Linked DNA regions of Homo sapiens: region 2 is linked to region 1. A link is an interaction called in ENCODE POLR2A ChIA-PET data of the cell type or tissue named here. Cell type or tissue: PC-3. All regions are shown on one strand. Links, peaks and the distances in the headings refer to the core of each region. The heading gives the core; the rest is flanking DNA. Region 1 overlaps MED13L (mediator complex subunit 13L). Region 2 has its middle 18 kb from the start of MED13L.

Region 1 (16,382 bases), core at 5,183-13,182:
CACTTAACTTTAATTCTTTATTGTATGTGGTTAAAACTGATTTTTGTTGTTAATGACATATATCTGGTTATTGCTATTACAGAAATTGATTGCTTCCTGCTCCCTTCTCTGCAATTATTTGTGGTGGTGGGATAGAGACTTGTGGTAGCTATCAGAATGTGCTCTCTGCCTGCTCTAACTAATGGAGGTGGCACTCTGGCTTCCTTCTTTTGTTCCACATTTTGGCTTTTAGCTGCCACCATAAGCTCTTGGCAAATAGACTGAGAAAGGTGAGCAATCTTTTCTTCCAGTTAAACACTCCCCTCCCCTCAGTAAGTTCTGTGTATAGTGACAGAGACTCTTTAACCAGGTCATTCCACCTTCCAGCACTAATGTGGATAGTAATAATAGCTAACATTTATTGTATAGTTACATGTGATGTCATTGCCCTAATTATGTTACACACTAATTTAATTATTGGAGAATTCTGAGCCTCACATTACTGTCATTGGATGCAGAACAAGGCTCGGAGAGGTTTAGTAACTTATCTCTGCTCTTAAATGTCCTACCTGGGCGTGTTCTACCTGGGACTGGACTCCAGATCTCACAGACTCGGAATTTTTTTTTTTTCCTGCTCTTTTTAACTTCTATTATGAAAAATGTCAGATATATGAAAATCTAGATAGAATATTATACTGAACTCCTGTTTACATTTCACCTGTATTTAATACTAGTTAATATTTTATAATATTTACTTTGTCTACTTTTTCTTGAAAGTTTTAAAGCAAGTCTCATAAACCATAACCTATCGTATTTTAGCATGCATTTTTAAAAAATAAGGGCATTTTCTTATTAATCATACTGCAATACTCACATTTCATTTAATTATTTCTCCTAAATTTGTTTTCCAATGTTGAACAGTCCTTCTCTCCTTGGTTGCTTTCCCCCCCACGCCATTGGGTTTTTGTAAAGACTGAGTCCTGTGATTCCAAATCTTTACCTCTATGCCCCTCTGGTCTTCTGACAGTGCAGGGAAGGTGGCAAGCCGCAAGGGAGTAGGAAATCCCCCAAGGATGATATGAAATGTACCAGACTGTGGCTTGCATTCTTTGCATGGTAGACACATTCTTGAAGTTGAAGAAACTTTAGCTGCAGACAAAACTTGACGCTTTAATCACGTATGTCCAAGCAAAGCAAAAAACCACAAACAATATCTTATTACCTCTTGTTAGCAGGATATGAACCATTGGCTGCTGTTAAAGTTTATTTAGAAATGGAAACAGTAATATAATTATGGTATAATAAAATTATGCTGAAAATAATTTCAGACTTTACAAAAACTACTTTTTATTCCTCTTTGATTTGGCAGGCATTTACTGAGTATTTACTTTTTCACAGCCTTTTGGGGGCTTTATACGGAGATCCTATCCACAAGGAGTTTATAATCCAGCAGGGGAGAGAGAACCTGTATGAAACAAATATATTTCCATGTAGGATAGAGCCTGCAAATACTAAAAGACAGGATCAGTGAAAATGCTTAGGAGATTATGAAGGGAGAGGGAACACTTTTCATTGAATGTATAGTGGAAAAGGAAGAGGTTGTATTTGAGGGGTCCAGATAAGTAGGATTTGGCATTCAGAAATTTGTATTTGAGAATCTTGGACAAACCAGAGAAAACATACAGAAATATAAAGGTGAGAAAGGATAGGGAGTAGAAGTTGAGTGTCGATGTCTCTGAATGTCCTTAGATTTAGGAAATGTATTTCTAAAAGACCTACTTTACCTTTTGCCCCTCTGTCTTTGTTCTTTCACTTGGTGACTTTCACCCTTAGGAAGGTTAAAAATAAGGCACTCATTAGTCTGTATGGTTCCCATAGCCGCTATAGACAGATGGCATCATTTTATTTTTGCACATTATGGCTAATTTTGATTTTCCAAAACTTGCTGTAGATTTATTCCTGCCTTTAGGTCCATTGTAATGTGACTTCTTATTGCTCAGTTTCAACCACTGTGTAGGATCCTTCCCATCTGCATTTTTCTAAAGGCCAAATGTAATATAGTTTGTACTGTGCTTTATTCTAAAATCACTGTAACAAAGGAGTTTTATTGTATGCGTTTATTGTTAAATCTCTGTCCTAACACCTTGCTAATGGAGTTTCTTCGTGATACCTTTTAAAATAATTTTCTTTTTCATTGAGGAGGCAATTTGAAGGTAGGATGTGAAGAAACATTTTCACTTAAAGCATTTAACAGTTCTGACATTTCTATAGTAACTTAAGATGTCTTTGATCTCAACCAATTATATATGAAAATTGACGTCCTTATGAAGACCTCTTATACACATTTATTTTCAATAACAGAAATTCATAACTAAATATCTCCCCTCCCCACCCCCAAGAGATTTTGCTTGCTAAAAGCCTAGTTAAGATGAAATTTATGGGACTAGTTTATTCTCTGTAGTTTTCTCATTTCCCCCCTCTTAATCTTCTGGTCCTCTGAAGTTTTCCCATTTTTTAACAATAAGATGTTGTGATAGACCTCTGGGGAGTAGGTTGGAGTCAGAGACAAAGTTGAACAGTAGTAGGGGCATCCACACGAGTCCCTACTGTGGGCCTAGTGTAGTGCTAGGTGCTTTACGTACCATAGCTCTAGTTCTCAGAACATCTGGTAGCGATATATTATAGGTTGCATTTACAAAAGAAGAAACTTAGATTGAGAAAATTAAACGACCTACCTAAGGCCACACACCCCTGAAGTACCATATGTGGGTTTCAAATCTAGACTAAACTACTTTCAAAGCTTGTATCTTTCCGTAATTCTAGGTTGTCCATAAATAAAAATAAGTTTTCACTATTTTCTGGCTTAGAGCTGTACAAACAGATAATAATAAGAATGAGGAAATGCCAGATGTGAGAATGGTGTGCCTCAGTTCTGTGGGAGGTCAGAGAAACATAGGTTATCCTAAGTGTCAGAGGAGCTTGTATAGGAACACTTAGCGAAGTTGAGTGGCAGAGGTGCAGTGGAGGAGTAGTGGAACACGAGAGCAGAATGGAAGCTCAGACCCGGTTGTAGGAGGTTTAGAATGCCAGCCTGGAGCACTGAGTCTTTCCCACCTCATTGATTATAGAAGTTTAGTTTACTAAATTATGACAAGATCTAGATGTAACAAGAAGAGTAGAAATGACTTATTTTTTGCCTTCTTGGATTTGCTTTCCAAGACTTTGTTGTAATAAAATTTGAGTACGTTGATAAGCTGGCACTGCTGTAAGGGAAGGTAGGCTCTGGCCTTAGGCGGACACAAGAGAACTAGACACTTGGTGGTTTGTTACATGTTGTGTGAAGTTAATGTCCAGTGACACAGCCTGCATGGTCAGCCAGAAAAGAGATTTGGCTTAGGGCCATGCTGGTATCACAGCGATCTCAGCGTCAGCTCTGATTCCAATTAGGTCTTTACAGAGATTCTTGCATTTAGAGCCATTCTTTTGACAACTAAATCTGTCCATGTGTGCATTTATTAAATGTGTATACTTGGGTCTAATTTTGTATTTGATCCACTTCCAGAGAAATGAATTTATTCATTCATTAAAAATGGATACATTAAAAAAATGTAACTATCAGAGGGCAAAGTGAAAGAAATATCACACCTTTCTTTTTCTGTCTTCCATTTCTTCCTCAGCCCTTTAAAAATATGTTATTTTATCATTCATTTATTAAACATTTTTTATTGCCAGCTAAGCTGCAGGCACTATAGGGGCATATGAAAGGAACTTAATGTCCACTTACTCATCTCTAGCCAAACCATTCTCAATGCCTAACTCTTATTTTCTGTGTTTTTATTCATGTTGTTTCTTCTGCTTAGGTCATCTGTATCAGCGTCTTTCCTTAATCTCCCTGTTTACTTATTCTAAATGTTACCCACCCTTTAAGGTCTGATTTAATATTATTGGGAGATTTGGCATTTAGGTGAAATGTAAAACTCTTCTTTCACAAATACCGGATACTGTTTTTTAAGTAACTTGCTTGTTAGTAATCATTTGACTTTTTGGGCATAGCCTGAGCTGTTCTTTTTAGAGCCAGCCTTCTTTGTCAAATGAGAATTAAAAAAGAAAAATGCGGGAAGCATGTTTCACAGATGGAAGATGAGGTTAATCAATCAAACATATTATCTAAACCATGCAGAATTCCTTTCTAGGGTTGTTGGGGGAATATATTTAACAATAGGTCATGACAGCTGAGCTCTAGACAATTCCTTCTGATCAGCCTTTAATTAATCTAGTGGGGTCTAAGACTTAACTGTATATAGCTAACTATAATACATGACAAAATATGAGAAGTTCTAGAATATAAACATAATCAAGAATGCCTTAAGTCAGGAAAGAGGGAAGTTAGTCTACTTGGAGGGATATGAGGAAAGTCTTATGGAAAACATGACATAGTAATAAGCAGAGATGGGAGCAGGGTAGCCTATTCTGGGCACATGGTACGGTGCATGAGCAAAGGTATGAATACCGGATGTGATCAAAGTATCTCAAACAATGAGTTGTTAGTGGGTAGGAAATAGAAGGAAGTATACAGAGAAAACTGAACAAATAGGTGGGACAAAAATAGTACAGTTATAAGATCATTAGACTATTTTTAGTGAGTTTAAAAACATGATCAGAGCCATGCTTTAGTAAGGTGACAGAAAGTGGTAAGAGTGGATCGAAGGCAATACTGAGGAACAGATCTACATGGCTAGTTGAAGACAAGTGAAAGATTTCAAAGTGTGGTTATTGATTGGTTAGACGAATAGAGTATTACATTCCCCATCTTCTTAAAGCAAAGCCTCCTTTCTTAGGAGGTAACCTAAATTCCAATAATTTCTCCTTTCTTTTATGCTCCTCTTTCCCAAAATAAGAAAATCAAGATAAACTACTTATATCTATATATATCTATATCTAGCTCCGTATATATATATATATATATATAGATATCTCCATATATATGGAGATAGATATAGAAATAAAACAAGCAAAGAAGTTTTTAGTATGGATTGTCAACTTGACATCACTTTTTCAGTGATTTTATCTTTAGCTGGTTACTATATAAAACACTTTTGTCATTGACATGAAAGTTTTTCAAACTTAATTTTTCTCTTTTTCCTTTTTGAGCCACTTGCAGTAGCACTCCTCATTTTGTAGGAGAGAAGTATAATCCCATTTATAAGGTTCACCATCAACAATTATAAATAATTTTAATATATGGCTTTGTGTAGTTCCACAAAAATGTATTTAATATTGGCTTTTTTTAAAAGCAAAATATAATTGTAGGGGAGACGGTTGAGTTATTTGCACACTAAGTGAGAAATTCAGGAAATACTTGAATTTTATTAATCTTCAGAACTAAATAAATGTCTGTATATATGTGTATGTTTATATACATGAATGAATGGAAATGAATGACTTTAATACCAAATCAGTCCTAGCTGCTTGAACCCCCGCCCCCCTCCACTCCCGCCCCCCTCTTTTTTTTTTTTTTTTTTTTTTTGAGATGGGGTCTTGCTCTGTAGCCCAAGCTGGAGTGCAGTGGCATGATTTTGGCTCACTGCAACCTCCTGCCTCCCGGGCCAGGAGAAGTGATTCTCCTGCCTAAGCCTCCCAAGTAGCTGGGATTACAGGTGCACGCCACCAAGCCCGGCTAATTTTTTTGTTAAAAAAACCTCATCTTTTAACAGTATATATGATAATTACATGTTACTCAATAATATTATGGGTAGTTTTTTAAATTAGCTTTTTTTAGAATTATGAAATTAGCACATGTTCACTGTATATTTGAACAATATAAGGATGAATGTTGTAAAAAGTGTAAATACCCAACCGTTCTTCTTGTAAGGTAGAAAAATTACAGTTTGGTATATTACAGATAGGTTCTTTGAAAGCCTGGAAAGAAATCTTTAGCATATCGTGCTGTCAAGATGTCTTTAGCAGAGTCGTTAATACAAGATGACCTTTAGGTTGCTTATAAGTTAAAGACTGCTCTGTCGCCTGCAGTCATGTTTATATGTATGAACATATTTCACCATACTTTTTACAGAGGTTATATTTGGCAAGGATAACAGTAACAGTAAAACAGTTTTGTTTTACTTTTTGTTGCAGCTGATAAAAATTATGATGTGAAGAGTCTGATACTATAAAACTGTCTGGTTATTTCTGTAAGTTTTAAACTGAAATTTATAGCCATACCATGAAGAATATGAAATTCTTAGATGCAGTATAATGTTGCCAAATTATACAAGTAAAGTCAGGTGTTAATATTTATTTTTTTACTATTTGAAATGATAAATGATATCAGAGTTTTAGGACATGGTATCCCTGTCATTTGTAATAGGAAAAGCTAAGAAGCTTGACTATCTTTTCATAGTTTGACTGCAGTGTACACTGGATTAGCCACTCTTATAAGCACAGTTTGCATAATAAATGTTTGTTGAATATTGGTTAAATGGATATGTGTTATCTTCTCTGAGGCAATGGGCCCTGGACTATATTTATTATTCCTATATCTCAGTAGTACCTTCTTAGGCATAGTAGGGCCACCATAAATATTTGAGTAGTTGTTTTTGTTTTACTAGATAAATATTTGGTAGTTTTTTGTGTATACTTAAACTCTTCATGATGAGTTGAGGCTATTTAGAGATTTTTGGTTTTTTACTTTTTTTTTTAATTATTATTTTTGAGACAGAGCCTTGCTCTGTTGCCCAGGCTGGAGTGCAGTGGTGCGATCTTGGCTCACTGCAACTTTCGCCTCCTGGGTTCAAGCAATTTTTGTGCCTCAGCCTCCCAAGAAGCTGGGATTATAGGTGTGGACCACCATGCTCAACTAAGTTTTGTGTTTTTTAGTAGAGATGGGGGTTTCCTCACGTTGGCCAGGCTGGTCTCGAATTCCTGGCCTCAAGCAGTCCCCCCTGCCTTCGTCTCCCAAAGTGCTGGGATTACAAGCGTGAGTCACCATGGTTGGCTATTTAGGGAATTTAATCAAGATTTAAAGCAGGGTGTCCAATCTTTCGGTTTCCCTAGGCCATGCTGAAAGAAGAATTGTCTTGGGCCACATATAACATACACGAACACTAAGGATAACTGATGAGCTTTAAAAAAAAAAAAGGAAAAAACAAAAAACAAACTCAGCTGGGTGCGGTGGCTCACGCCTGTAATCCCAGCACTTTGGGAGGCTGAGGCTGGCAGATCACAAGGTCAGGAGATCGAGACCATCTTGGCCAACATGGTGAAAGCCCATCTCTACTAAAACATAAAAATTAGCTGGGCATGGTGGCACACACCTGTAGTCCCAGCTACTTGGGAGGCTGAGGCAGGAGAATCGCTTGAACCCAGGAGGTGGAGGTTGCAGTGAACCGAGATTGCGCCACTGCATTCCAGCCTGGTGACAGAGCGAGACTCCATCTCAAAAAAACCAACAAAAACAAAAAAATCTCAAAATAGCTCATAATGTTTTAAGAAAGTTTACAAATTTGTGTTGGGCTGCAGTCAAAGCCGTTCTGGGCCTCATGCGGCCCGCGGGCTGTGGGTTCAACAAGCTTGATTTAAAGTCTGTTTGCTAGTGAATTTTAAAAACTTTTTGGGGTCACAAATAGAAAAGAATTTGGTTTATTTGGTTTATTTATTGCAGAGAACCTGGAACATACGATTAAAGCATGCCTCTATGTGTGGGGATTTTTTTTTAAACTTCATGAGGCTTAGACTAAAAATGTGCTTGAGGCCAGGCACAGTGGCTGTCACCTAGATTTAGTTCCAGCGCTTGGGGAGACCAAGGCAGGAGAATTGCTTGAGGCCAGGAGTTCAAGACCAGCCAAGGCTACTTAGCAAGACTCTACAAAAATTTAAAATAAATAAATAAATAAATAAATAAATAAATAAATAAATAAATAGAGTTGAGTGTGGTGCATGTGCCTGTAGTCCTAGCTCCTTGGAGGCTGAGGTGGGAGGATCACTTGCACCCAGGAGTTTGAGGCTGTAGTGAGCTATGATCGCACCACTGCACTCCAGCCTGAATGACAGAGTGAGACCTTGTCTCAAAGAGAAAAGAAAAAAAAGCGCTTGAAGCAACTGCTGAGGAACTGTATGCCATTTATTTTAACAACTGTATAGAAGCAGGAAAGCCTAGAATTTTAGTACTGGAAGGTACTTTTTAGATGAGCTAGGCCAAGCATCCGCCTCCCCTGGGCTCGGTTCCAGAATACCTGTTCTAGGTTGCTTTTCAGCCTGTGATGAGGAAATCTTTGTATGCACACCATGGAGTCCTTTTCTTAAGGATATGTAGTGATGTGCATAGAGATTGAGTATCAGGATTCCTTGTTAAGGATTTCCATCTGCCATTTAGGATTATTATTGGTTTGGTTGACATTGGCATTGCCTTATCAAACAATAGATGGTAGGTGGAAGTTTCGCTACCCTGTTTGGTATGAGGCAGATATTAATTTGTTGTTCTGAAGAAGGTGATGTTGGATAAGCCAGTTTTATTTAAATGGCCATATGAAGAAAATAGGATCATAATGTGAAGTCAGTGTACTGACAACAGAGTATGTGCGTATTTTGTGAGATGCACAGATACACGTAATTACCTTATAAGTGGTATGGGATGAATTAAGTGGAGCAACCATGGGACAGAAACAGTACAAGTGATGCAGTGAAGTGCAACTTGAAGCGGTGTTGTAGCATAAATTTTGATTATTAGATAGCAGATAAGTTAAATTCCTTAGATACGGTAATGTACAGCAGCCAGAGAGAGGTTATTTCATGTTGCTAATTGCATATCAGATTCAGTGCCCAGATGACTTACCTTTTGGGAAAACAAAACCCACTCACTTTTATGGAACATATTCTCTGCCAGAGACACTATTTTAAGCACCTTTACGTGTTATCTCAGTTAATCTTTAAAAATGTTTGCATAAAGTAGTTGGAGTTTCAGAAAATGTACTCTGAATTCATAGTAAAAACTACAGTAGGTCAGCTATTAGTTGTATTAGCCACATTGATTAACCACAAACATGCAGAACTTATATTGAGCATGCTTTGAGCCAAGATTTTATGTTTTGGGGTAAGCTTTTTCTTTAGGGAATTTTTTTGTGAGGAAATAGATTTGGGACAAAGATTCTCAGACCAAACTCAGTTTTGGAATCACCCAGAATTTCAGAAATGGGATCTCAGTTCACTATCAGGGTCGAACTGTTGGGAGCTGGGCCCTTTGGGACAGTGAAGGACAAGAGATGGGGGAAATTTGAGGAGTAGTTGGGCACCACCCTTACTTCTCATCCAAAATTAGGATGTGGACTTTATCGGTGATGGCTGAGTTTCATTTAGTAATGAGGAAAGGTTTTTGTGAAACATTCTTTTAAATGGAATCACATGAGTTAATGGTGTGAGTATTTCAGGGCTGTGAGTTAAGCTGTTGGGGCAGTGAAATAGCAGGAATTTCTCAGCTCAGTCAGAATCCTTTCTTGTGTGCTGTGTATGGAACACAGGGGCAAAGGAAAGGCCAAGCAAAGAGAAACTGCCTGTGTGCCTGTTCTGTGGCTCTGGGTAATCACCTGGCTTCTATTAAGTTCTGTAGTATTGGTGAAATAATTGGGGATTTAAAGGAGGTGAACCAGTGTGTGGTCTCTTTTAGCCAATCCATAACCTTTAAGGTACAAGTTGCTGTGATTTTCTTCTTGGAAATAGTTTTTGTATATTCATTTTTCATGGTTTAGGATCTGTAACTTTAATATCCTGTCTATGAATATGAACAACCTAGTGAGGTCCATCCTTCTCTAGAGATATAAGTAATCTCAATTATTCTTCCTTTCTTGCTTTGCGCTGCAGTTTGTTTTCATAGTGACATGTAGCAAGTAGGATCATTGTTTATATCGGTTAGGCCACAAAAGTCATTTAATGAAAAATTTGATGGAAACATTTTAGAAGGGAGTCCCAGAGAATAACGGAAATGAGTCAGCTCTGAGAGGAAGTATAAATTAATGTGATATCAGCTGCTGTGGACAAGCCGGGAACCTAGCTAATGTACTTAATGTTGTTCCTGTAGCACAACAACTTTCTGGATTCCAAATCGTTGACTTACAATTGAAACTTCAGGACACACCCATTATGAATTGGGATCTAAGTAGACTTTCAAGAAGCAGGAGCATGCTAAATTTCTGTGGCTCTGGTAATCATTCATTCATTCTTTCTTTTTCTCACTTTCCCTCTTTTTTTTTTTTTTTTGAGACAAGGTGTTGCTGTGTCCCCTGGGCTCAAATGATTCACCCCTGCCCTGCCTCGGCCTCCCTGAGTGCTGGGATTACAGGCCTGAGCCACTGTGCCTGGCAGGTGTACTATATTTTGAAAATTTCTTGAGGTCCTTTAGTATCTGTATTTCTTGCCCAAATGTTTATTCTACAGTATGTAAACAGTAAAGAAAATAAACCAAATCTGGGCATTTCATCATCAGTGGTTAGCTACTGATGTAGTTCAGAATTAAGCAGTCAACATCGATTATAGAGTCATTTGGCCGAGAGCAAACCTGTAATTCTTTCTGAAGCCAGCAGACCCTGAGCCCACGAAACTTGTCAGTAGATAAGATAAAACAAAAGTCAGTTTTGAGTTCACCTGTTTGATTTGAATATAAGCAAGAGCTTGGTTGCTTGGAGTTCTAATAATTAACTACACTGTAAGAATAGTTTTAAATTTTAAACGTATAATTCCATCATATTATAATGGTCAATTTAATAAATTTGACTTAACATTGCTTTTAAATTGTGTGTAATGTAAAAGTGTCACTTTATTTTTATGCACACATACATCAATTGTGCATACTTGAACTTAGTAGTAAATAAAGTGAACTTTTTTTTTTACTTTTATTTTTTGGAGACTGGGCCTCACTCTTGTCGTCCAGGCTGGAGTGCTGTGGCGCAATATCGGCCTGCTGCAACCTCTGCCACCCCGGTTCAAGCGATTCTCCTGCCTCAGCCTCCTGAGTAGCTGGGATTACAGGTGTGCACCACTATGCCTGGCTAATTTTTGTATTTTTAGTAGAGATGGGGTTTCACTATGTTGGCCAGGCTGGTCTCGAACTCCTGCCCTCAGGTGAGCCACCTGCTTCGGCCTCCCAGAATGCTAGGATTACAGGTGTGAGCCACTGAGTCTGGCTTTTAATGTCTTTTGTCTTGGATAGGGAACAGCTATAGGACTATTGCTATATGCTTACTTGATAAGAGAAATTAGTTGTTCACAAGTATTTGAGTGCTACTATTTACCAGGCACTGTTTGAAGCTTTGAGAATAAAGTAGTGAAGAAAACAGACTAAAATCTTGGTTCCTGTGGATTTTTAGCTCTGGTAGAGAAGATAGTAAAGAAGTAAACACATAAAATATACCAGATGCTGATTAGTGACATGGAGAAAAATGAAGCAGTGAAGGAGGATGGTTGCTATTTTAAGTAGGGTAGTCAGAGAAAGTCTGATTGGGTGGCATATGAGGTGAGACCTAAAAGAGGTGTGGGGATGGATATCTGTCAGAAGAGCATTTCAGGGAGAGAGAACAGTAAATACAAAGGTCATCGGGTAGAGTATAATTGGTCTGATGAAGGACCAGTATGGCTCAAGTGGTGTGGGCAAGGGGAAGAGCAGTGGGCGTGAAGCTGGGGTAGGGTGTGGGGGACAATTTATGAAGGATGCTAAAGACCAGAGTGGAACCTTTCTCAGAGTTGAGAAGCCATTGAAGGGTTCTGAGCAGACCCAGTTAGCTCATGAGTGAGCTAACTTAACCATTTTAAGGGATTCCTCTAGCTACCACATGGAGAAGACACTGGGTTGGGGAGAGCCAGCACAGAAGCAGAGGTCCCACGGGAGGCTATTGTCATGATCCAGGTTGATGATGGGGACGGCTTCCACCAGAGTCCCTGTGGTGAGGGTGGTGAGAAGTGCTCACGTTCTAGATATCATTCTGAAGGTAGAGCTGGCTACCTGGATGTAGACTGTCAAGAGAGTTAGGATAAAGCAAAAATTTCAATACATTTATAGAAAACTGCCAACACTTTGGCACTGCTCAATTATTTTATTTATAGAAATAATAATTTTAAAAATCTGGATACAAAGGAATAATTGTATTTGCATATTTTGTTACTGTGTTTTCAGTTCGTTTTGTATATTTTATATATGAAGCTATCTGTGTAACCCTATTTCTGGGTCAGATTTCTATATATGAAAAAAATCAACTTCAGGATTATAATACAGTGTACTGCTGCTGCCACCTAATGTTTATAGCCCTTCATTTATATAATTACAATAACTAGTTATGCATAGCTTTAATATTGGTTTGAATACAGAATGTTAACAGATTAATTGTGGCTTATTTAATTGCCTTCATATTAGGTACCTAGTATGGATATTTAATATGATAACTGAATTGCCTTGTCATAAGGTTGTGGTTTGAAGGTTAATTTTATTGGCATCTTGATCTCTGTGTTGAATTCAGTTCAACACATATTTATTTGTTGTGCTTAGCCCTGTGTGTCTCTTTGCTCTCACGATTAGAGACAGATTTTAAAAAATCCACACATTTAAACAAATAATGAAATAATTACCAGTTGAAGGAAACAAACAGCACAACAGACATAGCTGCCCCTTTGGACAAGGAATTTATAGTCTAACAAAGCAGATGAGTATTTAGAAATTAATTAGATTAAATGTGATGACTATCATTTCAGCCACTTTTCCTACAGAGTAGGATGGACTTTAGTTAGAAGCCTCCCTAAGATAAATTCAGTTGTTGCAAGACCTGATGTTAGTAATGCGATAATTTGTAAGTCGATGCTGAATCAGTTTCTGCTCCAGAGAGATTTAACTTTAGGGATGACTGATTGTTGTTGAAAGTTTTGTTTTCAAACCAGTTTTTGTAATTACGTACTTTTCTGGGTCCTTTTTGTAGTTAGACTTGGATGTGATGATTTGCTTCCTCTAACATGTTCCTTTCCCGGTAGCTGCTCTGTTTAAAAACCTTAGAGATAGCAACATTTCATGAGAGATGAAATAATTTTTGTTTGTATCTATATATGTGTGTGGGTACACATATATGTACATATCTGTAAAACATCCTCATTTGTCACTGTGTAACTAGAGCTCTAAAAATACTGCTAGAACAAACAGTAACACTGGTAATGAATCCTGAAGATAGATTCAATAGTCATTGAATGTTTAATGTATCCCAGGACACACATTTTGTGAACTGAGGATATAACCTTGAAACAAACAGGCAAATCTTTACCTTCATTAAACTTACACTCTAATTGGGAATGGGATGAGGAGGTAGACAATAATCACGCATAAATATTAAGTATGTTACATGGTAGTAAATGCTCTGGAAGAAAATAAAGCAGGATAATGAGAATAGAGCATGCTGGGAAAGGGGGGGAGTATGTTTTTGTTCACTTTATGCAGATTTTTCTTTGTGACAATTTTGTTCCTAGGTGAGTTATAAAAAGAAAGTATACTCTTAAAATAGTTTTAAAGGTCCTGTCTGCCTTTGGAAACTGTGTTAGTTGGCATTCATCTATTTATCCAGCAATTTTTTTTTTTTTTTTTTTTTTGAGATGGAGTTTTGGTTTTGTTGCCCAGGCTGCAGCGCAGTGGCACAATCTCAGCTCACTGCAACCTCCGCCTCCCTGGTTCAAGTGATTCTCTTGCCTCAGCCTCCTGAGTAGCTGGGATTATAGGTGTGTGCTGCCATGCCTGGCTAAATTTTGTATTTTTAGTAGAGATGGGGTTTCACCATGTTGGCCAGGCTGGCTTCGAACTCCTGACCTCAGGAGTACTGGCATTACAGACGTGAGCCACCACACGCGGCCTATCCAGCAAATATTTAAAGCACACTCAGCAAGCATATTGTTAATACCGTTTGCTAGGTACTATGTGCGACAAAAGAGATAAACGACATATTCTCTACCCTTGAGTTTAAAATCAGATTGGGAAAATATTTTTTATAATAATATTTTATGGTAACTGTAAGAGGGTCATTTATCCTTTTTCTTAAATGAAGGTAAGTGTAAAAACATTTTTAAAGCTTTGATGTTAGGTGACAAAACATTTCAATTTTGAACTGGGATCACTTGGCGGATTTATAATACTGACCCCTGAAAGGCAGTATTTTCTCTAGAGAATGTGATACCCTTCTTTGAAAAAAGAAGAATCTGCATTATAATGCATTGTTTCCAGGTGAGTGTAATTTAGCGAACCTATAAGTTTTCATCAATCATCATTGAATTGCTGTGTGTTTTATCTTTTAGTTTATGCAACAGTGACATATAGGACACTGTATAAAGTTTACTTTTTTCAAACCGTGAAATGTTGGCATAGTTAAGATTTGAGACGCATACTCTGTGATGTTCTTGACTCAGGGGGTCTTTGCTTAGCAGTGTGAGGGCTTGGCATATAAGTGCATTTATGTTTTTCTAGTGAAAGTTCAGTGTCTCATCTACAGTCCAGTCTCTTCTTGACCACTTTTATTAAAACAAAGGTGGTAATCATTGTGGATTCAGAAATTCCAGGAATATGTCTCAACTATGTTAGGTTTCATGGTGTCCTTCATTAACCAAATGTGTGAATCACCCTGAATTTAAGCAGTTACTAGTCAAATAGGCACTTAAGGGAGGTTTGATTTGAAATCACTTTTTTCTTCCCTTTCATCTTAAATACTAAAGAGAACATCCCAAGTCAGAGATTTTAGTTATCTTAAAACACTTTGAACTTTACTGGCTTAGAATGATTGGTTAAACACAATGAAACAAAAAATGCTGCAGAATAAAGTGTTCACACATTTCACTGTCAATGACTAACATTTGCTTAGAATTTTCTGTTAGGTCACAATATTGCAGATGTTTTTTGAGGAATTATGACTTGACCAAGGTCAGACATGTGTTAATTGAGCTTCCCCAGATTTGTCCTGATGGCCACAAACAAGTCTGTGGGAAGACAGCAGCAGCTTAATTTACCACCCACCTTACTGAATCATAAAACTCTAGAGCTAGATGGAACCCATAAAAAGACGCTGTAGCTTTGTGAGCATTCCAGCTTGGCCGCTGCTTCCCTTGCAGAAAAGAACATTGAGAGAGAATTCCAGGGACCACCCAAGAGGTCTTCAGTTCTTTCACTTTCTTTACAGCTTCAATGTTGTTACCACCCTTCCCTGTCCTGTACTCCAGTCCCTGTACGTAACAGCAACAAACCCTGATATGTAAAAAGTCCTTGAAAATTATTGAAATTAAAATTTTTTTCTCCTAAGTCTAGGCTTTAAATACCTAAACAATAGGGCTATGTTTTATAAAATTTATTTTGTAGAGTATTTAGATCCTTCTAGATTTTAACAAATATAGAATTGAAATAATGGGTTTTAAAAATTTATGTCAGGCCGGGCGTGGTGGCTCACGCCTGCAATCCCAGCACTTTGGGAGGCTGAGGCGGGCGGATTGCCTGAGGTCAGGAGTTCGAGACCAGCCTGGCCAACATGGTAAAACCCTGTCTCTACTAAAAATACAAAATTAGCCGGATGTAGTGGCAGGCGCCTGTAATCCCAGCTACTCGGGAGGCTGAGGCAGGAGAATTGCTTGAACCTGGGAGGCGGAGGTTGCAGTGAGCTGAGATCGCACCATTGCACTCCAGCCTGGGCAACAAGAGCAAAACTCCATCTCAAAAAAAAAAAAAAAAAAAAATTACCTCATTATAAAGGTATAAAAGTAACAAGCATTTATTGAGCTCTTACTGTTTCCAAGGTACAACACCGTATTTTTTAGACAAGTTTATACAAGTTGTCTGTATTCTCAGAAATACCATAGTCTAGATGGAGGCAAAATAACGCTGGGTGCAGTCTGCTGCTTAATCTTCAATATAAGAATATACTTGGAAAGCTTGTTAATAGATTCCAAAGCCTGTTTCCCTGGGATTTTAATGTCACTTGGAGTACCTCATAATTTATGAGTACTTCAAAATTATGAGTACCTCATAATTTTTACCCAGCTTTCACATCCTCTGTGATTCTGAAACCCCGTGAGTTTCCAAAGGCCCATACTTTGTTTAATACTGGTGTTACAAAGCAGACCAGAGTTTTCTGTTTCTAGCTCATTCATTTGTTATCTTTTTGGCCTTGAGAAAATTACATAATTCCTGTTACTTGATTTCTATATCTGTAAAGTGGAGATTATATTTGTCTACCTCATAAGAGTATTATGGAGGTGAATTATGTTATTGGAACACAAATTATCACTGAGTAATTGATAGCTACTGCCATTGTTGTCCTCATCTTTATCATACCACCACCACTACTTCCATTATCACTACATCATCATTCATCTTAGTGACAAGAAGGATGCACAAAATAGCGAACAATGTC
Region 2 (16,382 bases), core at 3,493-11,492, 150 kb before region 1:
ATCCCAGGCCACTCTCCACACCACAGCTGTGTCCTCCTATGTTCTTGGGGCTTGAACAGGGCCACATAGCATAACGTCACCACCTCAGTGAAGGTGAATTTCCTCCACTAGACTCTGAGTTCCTAGAGCTAGGCTGTTCAGTATGCTGGCAGTAGCCATGTGTGGCTATTTAAACCTATGTTGAAATTAGTACAAATGAAATGAAATTTAAAATTCAGTTTCTCTATCACATTAGCTTCATTTCAAGTCCTCAGTAGCTACCAACAGTGGGTACCATATTGGACAGTGCAGATATGGAATATTTCTATGATAGCAGAAAGTTCTAGTGGACTGTGGTGCCCCAGGCAGCAGGAATCATGTTTTATTTATTAGTTTTGGACTAGCAAGGTGCTTACCACGTAGATCTGGGCAGTAGGCACACCTGGGTTTAAATGCCAGCTCCTAATCTTACTAGCTGTGTGACATGGCCATGATCAACTTCTTTGTACCTACCTCACCATGTGGTCGTGACGCTTATATAAATTAAGACATATGGAGGGTTTAAAACAGAGCCTAACAGGGGCCGGGTGTGGCGGCTCATGCCTGTAATCCCAGCACTTTCGGAGGATTGTTTGAGCTCAGGAGTTTGAGACCAGCCTGGGCAATATAGTAAGACCTCATTTCTACAAAAAGTCAGAGAAGATTAGCCAAGCATGGTGGTGAGTGCCTGTAGTCCAGCTACTTATGAGGCTGAGGTGGGAGGATTGCTTGAGCCAGACAGGTTGAGACTGCAGTGAGCTATGATTGCATCAGTACACTCCAGCCTGGGTGACACAGTGAGACTCTTGTCTCGAAAAATAAAAACAAAACAGAGCCTAACCCCTAGCAAGCGTTAGCTACTATTAATATCAAATTCATTAAAGTCACCAATACATAGTAGGCCCTGTTAAATGTTTATTGATTGCCTGAACAAATGAATGAAAAAAACGACTGAATGAATGGCCTTTATTTTTGGCTTTAATGAAAGCAGAATATCTCTTTTGAAACCAAATATGATTGCTATGAATAGTAGCTTCTACTTGTTCAGCACTTACTGTATACCAGGCACTGTGCTGACTGCTTTCTACAAATTTCTCCCGACGGCCTGATAAAGGAGGAAGGAGGTTCCGTTGTTAACCACCCCTTTTCACAGATGAGGAAACTGACGCTCAGAGAAATGAAGCAATTGCCCTCCCCAGGGAGAAGCCCAGAATTTGAAGCTATGCCTCTCTGACTCGGCGGAGTTACTATTGCATCTAGATTACTGGCGGCCAGGATTGCTTCTAGAAGTGATCTTGCCTTCCTGGCTCTCTCTAGTTCTTCAGTCTCCAAGGAGTGGGTGGATTGGGGGGTGAATACAGGCAGCCGCTGTGATGCGCTCCTTCCTCCCTGACCTTTGGGAAGGGTCTGTGGCTCCCCCATTGTGAGCACACACCTGCAAGGAGGAAGGCAGGCTGCTCAGTTTTCTTTCCTGTTCACAGAAAGACTTTTGACCCTGGTTTCGCGGATTCTTTTCTTCCCTTATCCATCCCCAGGGCGCCAGCCCCTCTCCCCGTGCCCACCCCTCTCCACCTCCCCACGCACACCACGGAGCAATGGCGGAGCAGCAGACAAGGGCGCCTTTCTTCAAAGTGGTTCGCCTTCCTCTCATAAATTCTCAGCGCCAGCTTGATTGGCTGCACGAAAGGGAGCTAGGCCCCCACTCTGCTCCTCAGATACAAAGTGAGTTGTGTGCAGTCTGCCCACGTGAGGTCAATCACAGGGGCCCGCTCCTCTCAGAAATCCCAAAGGACAAAACACTAAAGAGCCTGGTCACAGGATCAAAATTATCTATGGCAAGACAAAGGAAAGTAGATAGCCGAGAAAATCAAGACAATGAAGAGGCAATGTGAATGAGATCTCTCCCTCATTCCTAACCTGAGGACCTGAAAGATGCTTAACCCTTTCCCCCGCCTAACCTTTTAGCTTCCAGCCAAATAGAGTCTACCCACAGATGAAGATTGTGCCCAAACCTTGAGGGAATGGTCCCAAATTCAACCATTCCTGGTGTTTCCTTTTGCCACTTTCAAGAACTTGCATTTCCCATAGAGCATGATTCCAATGTTTCCAATTTTTAGGCACTAAAATTAGTCCAACTGTGTCTTCTAATTCTGTAGACACAACCCAGCTTGTGCAAATGTCCCTGTCTTCCATTTCTGGGTGGATTTTTGCATATTACAGACTGCCAATTTTGTCGAGTGTTCTTGGGGGAAGACAGAAGTTTAAAATCATCTAGCTGCTTACCGTGAATCAAATACTGTGGGGCCCAAAGTTCTGGTTTAGAGAGAATGCTGCACATAGCACCATCACGAAAAAGAAAAACACAGACAAATGTCCTACATACAGCACACGTGGTAAGAATATGAACAGTAATTTATTGAACACTTACTATGGACCTAAGCATTTCCCGGGCTTTTCTTTATTTGGCAGAATTTTATTTGATCCTCACAGCAATCCTCCCTCTGAGGCAAACAACATTTTTATCACCATTTTATAGAATAAGAAACCCAGGCTCCTCAAAGTTAGGTCATTTGCCCAAAGACGCAATGAGAAATGAATCCTACTGAGATTTGAACCCAGATCCCTCTGACTACAAAGGCTCTGAATTAAGCACTGAATTTCGGTATGTAATAAGTAGTAGTTGATATTATTATCACAAAATACAACATATTATCTGTAAAAATGGAAAGGTATAAATTCAGGCAACAAAATTGCATGTCATCTGTCATACTTTTTTAAAAAGGATAAGCAGGCTAGGCACGGTGGCTCATGCCTGTAATCCCAGCACTTTGGGAGGTAGAGGCGGGCAGATCACTTGAGGTCATGAGTTTGAGACCAGCCTGGTCGACATGGTGAAACCTCATCTCTGTCAAAAATACAAAAATTAGCTAGGTGTGTTGGGACATGCCTGTAGTCCCAGCTCCTCGGGAGGCTGAGGCAGGAGAATTGCTTGAAACTGGGAGGCAGAGGTTGCAGTGAGCCAGGATCTAGCCATTGCACTCCAGCCTGGCCAACAGAGCGAGACTCTGTCTCAAAATAATAATAATAATAATAAAATAAAAATAGAGGATAGGTAGATGATAGCTGGATAGGAGGAAACATGTTAGAACAATCTTTGTCAAAATGTCTAGTGATTTTCTCTTGTGATTTTTTTGCTTTCCAGCTCCTTCCCCACCCCGACCCCCGCTTGGTGCTTTCCTTTGCTTTCCAAGTGTTCTCCATGAAGCATGTATAACTTGTACCATTAGGAAAGAAATGCGTGTGTGTGTGTGTGTGTGTGTGTGTGTATGCATGTGTGTGCACACACAATGCATGTGTGCTTTAAAAGCAAAACGGAATAGAGAAAATGGCAAAACTAGGCCAAAGAAAGCTGGAATCTCAGTTATGTAAATCCTGCCCAAAATGGCAATTTGGGGGAATGTAAAGTCATCCCAAGCCCTGATGAATCAAAAGTCCTAAGCCATCTGCCTCCTAGACCAAGTGCAGCCAGGTGCCGGCAATGTGAGAAAACCCTTTAAACAATGCTCCAGAGAGTGTACATTTCCCTAGAGGGGGAAAACAGAGACTGGTAGAGCTCACCTAAGCAAAGAAAAAGGTTTCCTTCCTAACAGACCCTCCCAGGCTATTGCGTTTGCTGCTCAGATTCAGGCAGCCCCAACTTTATCAAGAAACACCAGAGCAGTCAGAGAAGGGGCAGAAAACCTTCAGCCTGGCCCCCAAGACAAACCCCTAAAAGTCTGGCAGGAGGCAGCCTCTCTGATTCCAAGCCTATATTTTTCATTTCTTGTTTTAACAGTCATAAACGCCTTCCGATGCCAAAGCAGAACATGACTTTAATCCAGATAAAATAAAATTCCTAAACCCTGAAAACTATACGGAGATTTACAGGCCAATTTTAAAAAGCGAGAGCCTCAGTCGCTTCCAAGAGCAGCACATTCCACATAGCCGGCCCTGGGTGCAGCCCCGTGGCCCTGCCTCCTGGGGATGAGGTCCCAGGACTTGCCACTCAGCCCTGAAATCCACAATCTCTTGGCAAAGTGACAGCAAGCAAATGCTGTTCTGCGTGTGGACTCTTCTCAGATTCCCGGGCTCTGGGGTCTCTTGGCTTTCAGGAGTCCTAATATGTTCCAGCTCCCCTCTCTCTGCCTCCCCTCACCCCCAGCTGTTGCAGAAAACCACAGTCAACCTCTTCTGGCTCTAAGCAGCCAAGTTTTCTCTAAGTAAACACAGAAAGTAGGAGAAGATCAGCTCTGTTCCATTCCCAGCACTGTGGGTTGGGTCAAGGCTGGCCAGGCAGCAACCCTGAGAATCTAGCTAGGGTTGGTTCCAGGGTAACCATGGGCTGCTGCCACTTAGGGGAGCCTTACTATGTGCTAGATGCTTTATTAACCTGATCTCATTGATTACTCAGGAGTTGCTATTAATCCCATGAGATTGGACCTTTACCTATTGAATTTAATCTTTTCGCCCCTCTAGGTTCACTCATCCTTTTGTCCTCCTACTCTGAACCTTTGGGGCTGAGCTGTTCCCGTTGGCTCCCTGGCCCTCTGGCCCCTAGTTGGGTTTGTCTAAGGAGAGAAGAGGCACTGGCAGGAGATCGGAGGAAGGAAGACAATGAGTTTGGGACACTTGTCCCCCACACTTCTCCTTTCTATGTTGCCATGGACTGGCTGTGCCTCTTCCAAATGCCACATTTCCTGTTGGGTGACCTTCTCCATACAGCTCCGCCTTTTCAGGTTTGGCAATTGACCCTTCTAGTCCTTGCAAGCCCAGGGGTAGTAACAGCACCTCCCTTTGCCAACCCAGGTATCACACTCTACCCTGTTGATAGTCCTAAATTCTGCCCACACCTGTGCAAATAATCTCTATGTTAAACTCTCCTCAAATTACTCAGTTTGAGTGTGCCCTCTGTTTCCTTCCAGGCTTTTAACCAATGCATGTGTATCGTCTCCAGGTTATAGATGAGGAGATGAAACTCAGAGAATTTAAGTCACCTGCTCAAAGTCGATTATCTGGGATTTGAATTTGGGTTGGCCTGACTCCAGAGTCCCAGCTCTTAATCTCTTAAATACTGTATAAAAAAATAAAATAAACTATTATTCAGTGCCCACTATGTGTCACACAGTTTGCTAAGCACTCTGTGCCTTTATTTCACAATGTCTCGCAAACACTTTATTGTAGGTACTACTTACTATCCCCATTTTACAGATGAGAAAACTGAGGCTCAGAAAGGGGGCTTCACCTGCCAAGTCCACAAAGTTAAAAAGGAGCAGAGTCAGGCCAGGCACGGTGGCTCACACCTATAATCCCAACAGTTTGGGAGGCTGAAGTGGGAGGATCACTTGAACCCAGGAGTTTGAGACCAGCCTGGGTAACATAGTGAGACCCCATCTCTATGAAAAATAAAAATAAAAAATTAGCTGGGCATGATGGCACATGCCTGTGGTCCCAGCTACTCAGGAGGCTGGGGTGGGAGGATCGCTTGAGTCCAGGAGGTTGAGGCTGCAGTAAGCCATGATCATGCCACTACACTCCCTCCTGGGTGACAGAGTGACATCCTGTCTCAAAAAACAAACAAAAAGGATCAGAGCTAGTACACGAACCTAGGGCTGCCCCAGCCTTTTAACCACTTCAAGTTCTGTATTGCAGAGGGGTCAAAAACAGATCTATGCTGCAGCTGGGAAATTAGTATGAGGTGGGACTTGGGTCTTAGCCTTGCCCATCTCCTCAATCCTAGAAGCTATCTTATCAGGGCTGCCCTCTAAAAACACCCCTCTGCACTGTGGTGTCCCACAGAAATCCACAGTATACTCTCTGCCTTTCTCCCCAGGCCCCAAGCCAACTGTTCCTAAATCACTCGGCTGGGTCCCCTTTCTTCTCTTGTTCACCTTAAAAGGCCACTCCCATCTGTCTGCCTATCATCATCTACTTTATTAGTTTTATTAAGGTATAACAGACATGCAATAGTCTGCACATGTTTAAAGTGTACAGTTTAATAATTTTAACTTATGTGTACCCCTGTGAAACTATCCCACAATCAAGATCATTAATATAGGATCATTCCCAAAAATGGCCTCATGCCCCTTTGTCATCCCTCTCTCCTGTCCCACATCCCAGTACCCAGGCAACTACTGGTCTGTTTTCTTTCTAGAATTTTATAGAAATGGAAACATACAGAAGTTTCTTTCATTCGTGTAATTAATTTTAGATTCATCCATGTTTTGTGTATCAATATTTCATTCTTTTTTGTGAATGAGTAGTATTGTGTTGTATAGATAAACCACAGTTTTTTCTTCCTTCCTTCCCTCCTTCCTTCCTCTTTCTTTCTTTCTTTCTTTCTTTCTTTTTCTTTCTTTCTTTCCTTTCTTTCTTTTTCTCTTGCTGTTTCTTTTTTCTTTCTTTCTTCTCCTTTCTTTCCTATTTCCCTGTCTTCATTCACCTACCTATCTTTCACTTTTTAGAAGTAAGCCTATTTGGAAAGATGTCCATCACAGTGTCTATATTTAATAGCAAAAATAGATCTAATGACCTACATCTCAGCCTAAAGGGAAAGGAGTAAATAAAGTTTGTTTACACTCACACAATGGAACACTATACAGCCATCAAAAAGAATGAGGTAGTTTTATGTGCTATCAGACTACAATGAGCCAAACTGTGGCCAGTCTCAACCAAAGAATCACATACCAAAGAATCACCAGCATTGGAAAATAATTGATATCTGAACTGAAGCCTCTTTGAGCAATCCGTACGATCCTCAAGTCTCCCTCATTGTAACAGCTACTTCCTTAAATGCTTCTCCTCATTTCCTCCCAATTTCAGTGTGGGCTATTATATTCTTTTCTTCAGGCACTCTTTCCTTCTTCATTCATCCACTCCTCCCCACTTTTTTTTTTAATTGTAAGAGACAGGGTCTTGTTGTATGGCCCAGCCTGGAGTACAGTGGTGCCATCATACCTCGCTGCAACCTGGAACTCCTGGGCTCACACCTCAGCCTCCTGAGAGGCTAGGACCACAATCAGGTGCCACCATGCCTAATTTTTTTTTTTTTAATTTTTGTAATGATGACGGTCTTGCTCTGTTGCCCAGGCTGGAGTGCAGTGACACCATCATAGCTCACTGCAAGCTCAAACTCCTGGGCTCAAGTGATCCTTCTGCCTCAGCCTCCCAAAGAGTTGGGATTACAGGCATGAGCCATTATGCCTGGCCTTACTCCCTTTTTGATCTACTCTGTTCTACCCCAGGTGGCTTCAGGTCCTTCCTTGTGCAAATTGCAAGTCAATGTACTCACTCTTAGCTTCTCCAGTCCCTGATGGGTCCAACAAAAGGTCTAGGGATTAGGGAGGCAAAGGCAGAATCTTCTTTAGAAGAAAGAATAGGTGAAAAGTTGATAAATACTTAGTGATATTTTCATCCCTGATATATGCATACACATACACACACACACACACACGAAGATGCCTATGACACGTTGTTGAGTGCAGAAAACAAGTTGCAAAACACTCATCACACTTATAATACCTCATTTGTTTCCTTCAGAAGCTTATGAAGTCCCAAAGGACAAACATTGTCCCCTGTAATCCAGTGCCTGGAGCATGGTAGATCTTTAAATATGCTGCTTTTATTGCTTCATTAGATATTTTTCAACATGTTAGTAGTGCATATCATGGAATGATGGAATTGTAGGTCATTTTCACTTGCTCATTAATATTCTTCCATATTGTTTGAATATTTAATGGAGAGCTTGCGTTTCTTTTCCTTTTGCTCTCTCATTTTATCTTATTTATTTACTTGTTAATGTTATTTTTATAATCTAATAAAGCAAAAAGCTTTTTGAATTAAAAAAATGTGAATGGAATGGTGAGAATTTAAGGCATTTCCTTCTAGTAGGGAAGAGAGATTTGGAGACTTTTGGCACCCATTAAATTACATCCATTAAGTAATACTGTGGGAAGGAAAACAAAACTCAAGCATCACAGTATCAAACCAATCCTTCAAGTTAGCAGAACCTCTGTGTTTACTTGGTGCATGCAGCCGCCACACTGACCCTTTCTCCAGCTTCCCTAACAGACTGGGATCTAGCCTGCTTCAGCTCCTCCTGTTGGTTTCTTACAGACTTTGGACCTCATCTGATGAGCTCCAGATACAGAGTCCACTGCGATAGCCAGAAGGGCTGTGCCATTCTTGTTTCATAGATATCCAATGTGCCCTGCCACTGTCCTTGATTCAATGGAAAACTGAAGAAATGGAAAGAAAAATTACTCACTGACACCTGGATAGTATGTTTAAAGTTTCTTTGCTTTGAATAGTTCTGTCTGCCCATTCATCCATCCATTCATCCATCCATCATTCATCTACCCATTCATCCATTCATCCATCCTTTCATCCATCCATCCATCCATCCATCCATCATCTATCCATCCATCCATCCATTATCCATCCACCCACCCATCCTTCATCCTCCATCCACTCATCCTTCATCCTCCATCCCTCCATCATCCATCTTCCATCCTCCATCCATCTACCCATCCATCCATTTTCCATCATTTATTCATCCATTCATCTGACCTCCATCATCCATCCATCTCTCTTCGCCTACTATCTATCTACTCTTCCATCCATCTGTCTATCATCTATTATCTATTTCTTTATACATAGGTCCCTCCTTTTCCTTTGACAATCTTTTACCTGGCCATTGATGCCAATGAGGCCAATGGATGTTAATATTCTGGTATAGCTGGAAAAAGATACAGATTAATAGTAAATATGATTCTCTGCTAAGAATCTGTTGGTAACCAGGCACCAGGCACAATGTAAAGAAATCAGAAAGTGCTAAGCTCATGGCCTGACACATACAAGTGGGAAAAAACATTCCTTTGAGTTCATTCCCTTGTTAGTGCTTGTAATTACAGATCTTTGCTACTGCTTCAATGAAGCCTCATGCGTTCATAACAACTGGTGTGAAGGGCAGGTTAAGAGGTCTTTCTGTATTAAAGAGACTGTTTAGAATCCTTAAACAAAATGAACCTTTATTCCTTTTGAGTACAGAGGAGACCCTGACAAAGAAAGGGTTTCCAAGTAGTAGTACTTTTCTTCTGCTCTAATCAACATTTAAAACTCATCTGGATTTGGCAGGAATTTATTTGGGTAAGAGTGAGGTGCTAAAAGCCTTACGGCAATTTACTCTTTTGAAGACATGGAATGCGCCCTGTACAATCTTCTTGACACAGTTACTCTGGTAAACTTTTCTTCACAGGTAGACTAAAGGTAAACTGCAGCTCAGGCCAGGTTGAATTATAACAAATGCCATTATTAGCACAGTTCAAATTAATGAGATTTTCCTTTACTTTAGTTTCAAAAGAGGCTAAAAGCCACTTAGTAACTCGATACCTCTTGTGAATCTCATTACTACAACAGTTTTTAAAACACAGTTTGGTCTTTGGTTACCATAGGAAATTGAAAAGGTCCAATGACTATGTTCCATTTTGGATCCAAGTTTTATGTCCAGGAATTCATTTAAGTTTGATGATTCTTTAATTTAAAAAATCCCCCACCAATGCTGGAAAAAAAATCTATTAACACACAGTGAACACATGAAAGGGATACTGACCAGTCAAGTCTTTATAAGCTGAAGAAGGGATAGTGACCAGTTTATTGTCTGAGTTCTATGCAAAACCAAAGATGAAAAGTAAACAAAACTTTCAAACTTTACCGTGTTTCTCTCCAAGCTCCTGCTGGCCACAGAGGCAAAAGTTTTTCCTTGTGTTTTATGTCTGGCAACCTCTTAAATTAAGTTGGATTTGTCCCAAGAACCAAATAACAAAATTAATTCATGAACTAGGGCCCTCCAGAATGTCTTTTTCTTTCATTTTGTTTAGTTACTTTTATAGTCCTTTCTTTCTTGGAAGTAATTTGGATTTGATTGCTTCTTCGTGAAATTCTAATGTCAAGACTGTGTCTAATTTCTGTTTTATGAAGAAATCTGGAAACTATACAAAGGAATGAATTGAGATGCAGAGTCAAATAAAATCTGTAATGTGATAACTCTATCAACTCTGCCTGGAAAGATACTGTATTTCAATTAGATCTTGAGACATGTTCTTACATAAACTGACAGCATCTGATTGACAGTGTTCATCTTCCTGGAAAACACAATTTACAAGGACAAGGTGGTGAGCTTGGTTCTGTATTCCAAAGGTACATTGGGTTCCTTGCCTCACCTAAGCCAGAATTGAAGTATGATGTAGCAGACAGGCTTGCTCGCACATTAAATCAAATTGCAAACGTATTAAAAATCCCCACCAAAAAAAAAAGGTATTTAAAATGTAAAGTAATAATAATGATACTTAGCATTTAAACAGTACTTTACATCTTCAAAGCACTCCATAAACATCGGTTCCAATTCTCCAGGCGTGCGAGTGGTCTTTGATGTGGAGAAGAGCTCTGCGCACAGTGGGGGAGATAAAGCTATATCCAGAAGAACTGGGCCCAATTAGCTAATTGTAACACTTTCATTTCTTTCCCCTGTTCAGTTTCATTTTTTTTCCAACTACCTTTTGTTCTCATTTAGATCCCTCACAGGGTCACCTACGCAGGCCTACTGGTAGTAACTAGGCTTCCATCCAAACCCATCCACAAGCCCCTTGCTGCATTCTTTCCCCAAGTTCACAGTGAAATAGTAATAACATAATACTAATAAACCAAAGTTCAAATGTATTACAATTTGATTTCTTTTATTCTCAGAGTTTGCCTTTCCAATTTTTCAATGCAGTAAAATGTCCTTTTATTTATAAGATGAGAGAAGGTACTGTGTTTTGTAGATAGTAGCTTTGGTTTTATTTTGATTTTTGATTCTTTCTTAGCAAAACAAGAAGTTGTCAATCCTATGTCAGTTTCCACAATTCTCTCAGGAGACCAGGAGACTGGACGCCTGTAACAAATCCAATAATTAGGGAGGCGCTGGTCTTGCTGATTCTGAGCCCCTCAGCAACATGGATTTGATATTCATCTCCATCAGTAATACTCAGTGCAGGCAGGGCTGCAGTGAAGCAAGGACCCTTCTGAAGCAGGTAACCTCCCCCACTCTTGGTGGAAGTATAAATCAGTATCACCTTTTGCAAAAACCTACCAAAATTGCAATCTTTCATGTCTTTTGACCCACAATTCTACTTCTGGAAGTTTGTTTTAATGAAAAACTCATGCAAGTTTGCAAATAACTATGCAAGCTCATGGATGTAGCCTTGTTTGTAGTAGTGAAAAACAGAGGAGCACCAAGGACCCACTAATAAGGGAATGGTGGAGTCAGGTGAGACACACCCAGTAGTGGAATCCATGATGTTGTCTTGCGGGTTAATGATATGTATCTACTTGCCCTCACGTGGAAGAAGGTCCATGGGGCTCATTCATCCAACACACATTTATTTTCTTTTATTTGTTTTGCTTTTTTTTTTTTTTTTGAGACAGAGTCTTGCTCTGTCACCCAGCCCGGAGTGCAGTGGCGCAATCTTGGTTCACTGTAACCTCCACCTCCTGGGTTCAAGCAATTCTTGTCCCTCAGCCTCCCAAGTAGCTGGGATTACAGGTACATGCCACCATGCCTGGCTAATTTTTGTATTTTTTTTTTTTTTTTTTTTTTTTTTTTTTTTTTTTTTTAGTAAAGCCCAGGTTTCGCCCTGTTAACCAGGCTGACCTCAGGCTATACGCCTGTCTCGGCCTCCCAAAGTGCTGGGATTCCAGGAATGAGCCACCATGCCGGGCCCCCAACACACATTTCTTGAGCATATACTATGTGCACGGCATTGTCCTAGGTAAAAAAGATGCAATGGTGAACAAAGGAGACCATGTCCTTACATTCTAGTGGGAAAGATTTCACAAGCAAATAAATACATATTATCAGGCAATATATATTTCTTAGGTTAGGAAATAAAAAGCAAGAGGCAGGGAAAAAACACTTTGGAAAACAGTTTAGTAGTTTCTTATAAATATATATACTTACTCTATGACCCAGCAATCTCACTTCTGGGTATTTAGCCAAGAGAAATGACAAAAAGGTATTTAAAATGTAAAGTAAGGGCTGGGCACGGTGGCTCACGCCTATAATTCCAGCACTTTGGGAGGCTGAAGTGGGCAGATCACGAGGTCAGGAATTCGAGACCAGCCTGGCCAATATGGTGAAACCCCGTCTCTACTAAAAATACGAAAATTAGCCAGGCGTGGTGGTGTGCACCTGTAGTCCCAGCTACTCAGGAGGCTGAGGCAGGAGAATCACTTGAACCCAGGAGGTGGAGGTTGTAGTGAGCCGAAATCGCCCCACTGACTCCAGCCTGGGTGACAGAGTGAGACTCCATCTCAAAAAAAAAAAAAAAAAAAAAAGTAAAGTAATAATAATGACACTTAGCATTTAAACAGTAAAACTAAACTAACATTAAAACTTGTATGTGGATGCTCATAGTAGCTTTATCTGAAATCGTACCAAAACTAGAAACAACCCTAATGTCCTTCAACTGGTCAATGGATAAACAAACTGTGATACGTCCATGCAATGAAATATTATACAGCAGTAAAAAGGAATGAACCATTGATCCATGCAACAACGTGGATGGGCCTCACATGTATTATGTGAAAGAAACCAGATACAAATGGCTCTGTGCCTTATGATTTTGTTTATATGACATTATGGGAAAGAAAAATTGGACAGAAAATAGAGTAATCATTGCCAGGAGCTAAGGATGAGGAAAGTGATTGACTACAAAGAAGCAGGAGGGAATTTGGGGTGGGGAAGGTGTTAATGGAACTGTTCTAAACCTTGATTATGGTAATGCTTATATGACTACAGATATGTTGTCAAAACTCAGAGAACTACACTAAAAATGGCGGGTTTTACTACATGTAAATTACATCTCAATAAACTTAAGGAAAAACAACAAGGTGCAAAAGGAATATAAAGGATGATTCCATTTTTGTAAGTAATAATAGTAGTAACACACGTTAGAATATGTTTAGAAAAAAATTTAGATGAATATCCTGCATGCCAAATTGTTAATAGTAGCTATCTGGGTTGGGAAAAGGGGTGTTTCATTTTCTAAATTACATATTTCTTTGATGTTTGAATATTTTATGGAGCATGTGTTACTTTCAAAATTAGAGAGAAAATCAGATTATTATACAAAATTTAATTCCCAGTGCTAGCCAGGTTGCTGTGGTGGGGGCACAGAACTTACTGGAGATACTTAGACTATGATTTGATCCTAATTCTGGCTCGGGAAGCAGTTGTCTGCTTCAGGTGCTGAAGATGCAGTTTGACCCCTGCAGCTCCTCAGGAAACCTACAAAACTCCCTCCTCTGTGGTCTGGTGACCCCCGACCTCACCCCAGGCCAAGCGGCAAAGTGCTACTGTCCCCTCTCAGCTGCTGGTGGGAGGTACTGGCGCTCCTGCTCCCACGGAAGTGAGTTTTTCTGGACAGAGGTAGAGTGAGGCTTGGAGTTGACAAGGCCCTCGTCCTCCTGCCAAGGAGAAGAGCTGCCTGTGGCCCAAGGTGGTTTAACGCCTCTGATGATAACAGCTTAGCATTTATTGACACTTACTTTATGCCAAGCACTGGTGGGGGCTTACTGTATAGTACTGGATTATTGTGTATTCCTTCATTCAGCAAATATTTGTTAAATGCCAGCAACGTTATAGGCATTGTGGATATGGCAGTAAACAAACAGGGGAAAAACCCCTCAAGACCCTGCCCTCAAGGGGTTTACATTCTAATAGAGGGAGCGGAAGACAGGCAAAAATATATAAAGATAAATGTATGATATGTTAGGTGACTTTAATCGTCTCTCCATTTTTAAAAAATTATTTATTTATTTATTTATTTATTTATTTTTGAGACAGAGTCTTGCTCTGCCACCCAGGCTGGAGTGCAGTGGTGTGATCTTGGCTCACTGCAAACTCCGCCTCCTGGGTTCAAGGGATTCTCCTGCCTCAGCCTCCCGAGTAGCTGGGACTACAGGCGCCCACCACCACGCCTGGCTAATTTTTTTGTGTTTTTAGTAGAGACGGGGTTTTACCGTGTTAGCCAGGATAGTCTCAATCTCCTGACCTCGTGATCTGTTTGCCTCGGCCTCTCAAAGTGCTAGGATTACAGGAGTGAGCCAACTGCATCCAGCTTATTTTTTATTTTTGAGACTGAGTCTCACTCTGTTGCCCAGGCTGGAGTGCAGTGGCGTGATCTTGGCTCACTGCAACTTCCACCTCCTGGGTTTAAGTGATTCTTCTGCTCAGCCTCCCGAGTAGCTGGGATTACAGGCACCCACCACCATGCCTGGCTAATTTTTGTATTTTTAGTAGAGACGGGGTTTCTCCATGTTGGTCAGGCTGGTCTCAAACTCCTGACCTCAGGTGATCTGCCCGCCTTGACCTCCCAAAGTGCTGGGATTTCAGGTGTGAGCCACCGTGCCCAGCCTAAAATTTTTTTCTTTTTTTGAGACCAGAGTCCCACTCTGTCACCCAGCCTGGAGTGCATTGGTGTGATCACTGCTCACTGCAGCCTCAACTGCCCAGGCTCAAGTGATCCTCCCACTTCAGCCTCCTGAGTAGCTGGCACCACCAGCATGCACCACCAGCATGCACCACCAAGCCTGGCCTCTTTTTTTTTTAATTTTTTTTTACTTTTCTGTCACATGTAAAGACCCATTAAATTTTTTGTATTTTTTGTAGAGACAGGGTCTCACTATGTTGCCCAGGCTGGTCTGGAACACCTGGCATCAAGCTATCCTCCCACCTCGGCATCCCAAAATACTAGGATTATAGATGTGAGCCAGTCAGGTGACTCTAGATGCCAAGAGAAAAGTAAACATAGTGAGGGGTGTGAGATGGAGGGGCATGATGTTTTCAGTGCAGTGGTCTAAGAGGGCTTCTGACATGGGGACATCTGACCCAACAGAAGCGAGGAAGGGAGCTGTATGAATGCCCTGGGGAAAAGGGCTCTGCAAGGGACCTGAGTGTGTGAAACAGCCTTGGGGCAATCAGCATGCCTGTAGCAGGGTGTGCACTGGGAAGGCTGGAAAAAATGAGGTCTGAGGGCCAGAGCACAAAGCCTGTTTCCATAGGACCCTACAGGCCATGGCGACGTGTCTGAGTGAGATGGGAGCCATGGAAGAGTTTAAAGCAGTGGAGTGACATGATAGGACTTAGGTTTGAACAGGATCCCACTGGTTGCCATGTGGAGAATAGAACTTAGGAGGGCTGGGGGCAGAAGGAGTGAGAGCAACAAAGGGACCGTGGCTTGGGTTTGGGTGGTGGCACATTCTGGATATTTCATTTTGTCCTTCAGTTTGCTCATCTATAAAGAGGGATCATAATAGTATCTACTTCGAAGGGGTGTTGGGAGGATTCAATAAGACCATGGTGCAAAGTACCTGGCTCAGTACCTGGCATATTCAAAGATCTTAGTAAACATGCCCGTGCTTATCATTATTACTGATTTTCCCGTGAGGTCCATATAATTACGCCCACATTATGGATGAGAAAGTGGAGTCTCCGAATGGTGAGGCCACTTAAGAGTGGGTGGCTGCTAAGTGGCCCAGCTGTATTGCTGCAGGCCCCTGTAAGACAACTGGGTGGGGGGTCACACCTGGCTGGTAAAAAAGGCGGAGAACTTGGAACAAGGGGCAGAGAGTATCTGAAGCACTGGGGGCAGGGGAGTTCTCTCAGCTTCATCTTAGTACAGGAGGTCGTAGCGGCCAAAGTTCATGTGCTGCCTTGTACTTCCAGGGTGTGTGCCCTTGGGCAAATCACTTCATCTCTCTGGGCCTCAGTTATCTCATCTGTAAAATGGGTTCTGGGATAGGCCTTATCTCCAAGATAGTTGGGAAGATTAGATGCCTAGCATAAAATGAGCCTGATAAACACACTCAGAAAAGAGCCTCCTGAAAAGATGGCATGATAAGGAGTAGTATAACTGGGTGTGTCTTGGCTGACTAGCTCTGCCAGGAGGTGGGAGAAGAAAGTCTTTCTTCTGTTAGAATTTTGAGTAGTGACGGATTAGATTATAATGGACAGGCTCATCAGAAATGCACATGCTAAGTAAACAGTGAACTCCTCATAAAACCACAAATACAGAACAACCCTAAATGTGTTTCCAGTTGTTGCATGGTTAACATGAAATAAAATCTGCTCATTGGGAAATCATTTTAGGGGTCTATATTTTTTTGTAAGTGAGGGGAATATTTACTAAGGCTTTTTTTTTTTTGGTAGAATAAAGAAGGGGTTTATATGTTCAGTAACCGTTGTGAAATGCTGGTAGCAAATCCCCATAACACAACTTGCTAACATTTAC

Evidence for each region. ChIA-PET counts read pairs that join two places held together with the same protein. Peaks named below come from ENCODE experiments on the same cell type or tissue, not always from the same donor. Only the 100,000 strongest peaks of a DNase experiment are listed, where the experiment ranks them.
Region 2: POLR2A ChIA-PET joins it to region 1 with 10 read pairs; 4 of 35 experiments call an interaction of 5 or more read pairs at or near these places.

What each region holds. Positions count from the first base shown.
Region 1 is chr12:116,137,176-116,153,557 of GRCh38, reverse strand. All of the region lies in intron 2 of MED13L (mediator complex subunit 13L), which reads left to right. MIR620 (microRNA 620) reads left to right here and starts at 4,904; the gene lies at 4,904-4,998. RefSeq lists a cis regulatory region at 11,072 and an enhancer at 11,000-11,144. In PC-3, for the core only: a CTCF peak has its summit at 12,266 (motif pointing left); a DNase peak (open chromatin) is centred at 10,017; H3K4me3 peaks cover 1,258 bases; H3K27ac peaks cover 2,028 bases.
Region 2 is chr12:116,287,669-116,304,050 of GRCh38, reverse strand. No RefSeq gene overlaps it. Among named protein-coding and RNA genes, the nearest start is that of MED13L, 18 kb to the right of the region's middle. In PC-3, for the core only: a CTCF peak has its summit at 4,893; no DNase peak of the experiment used is centred there.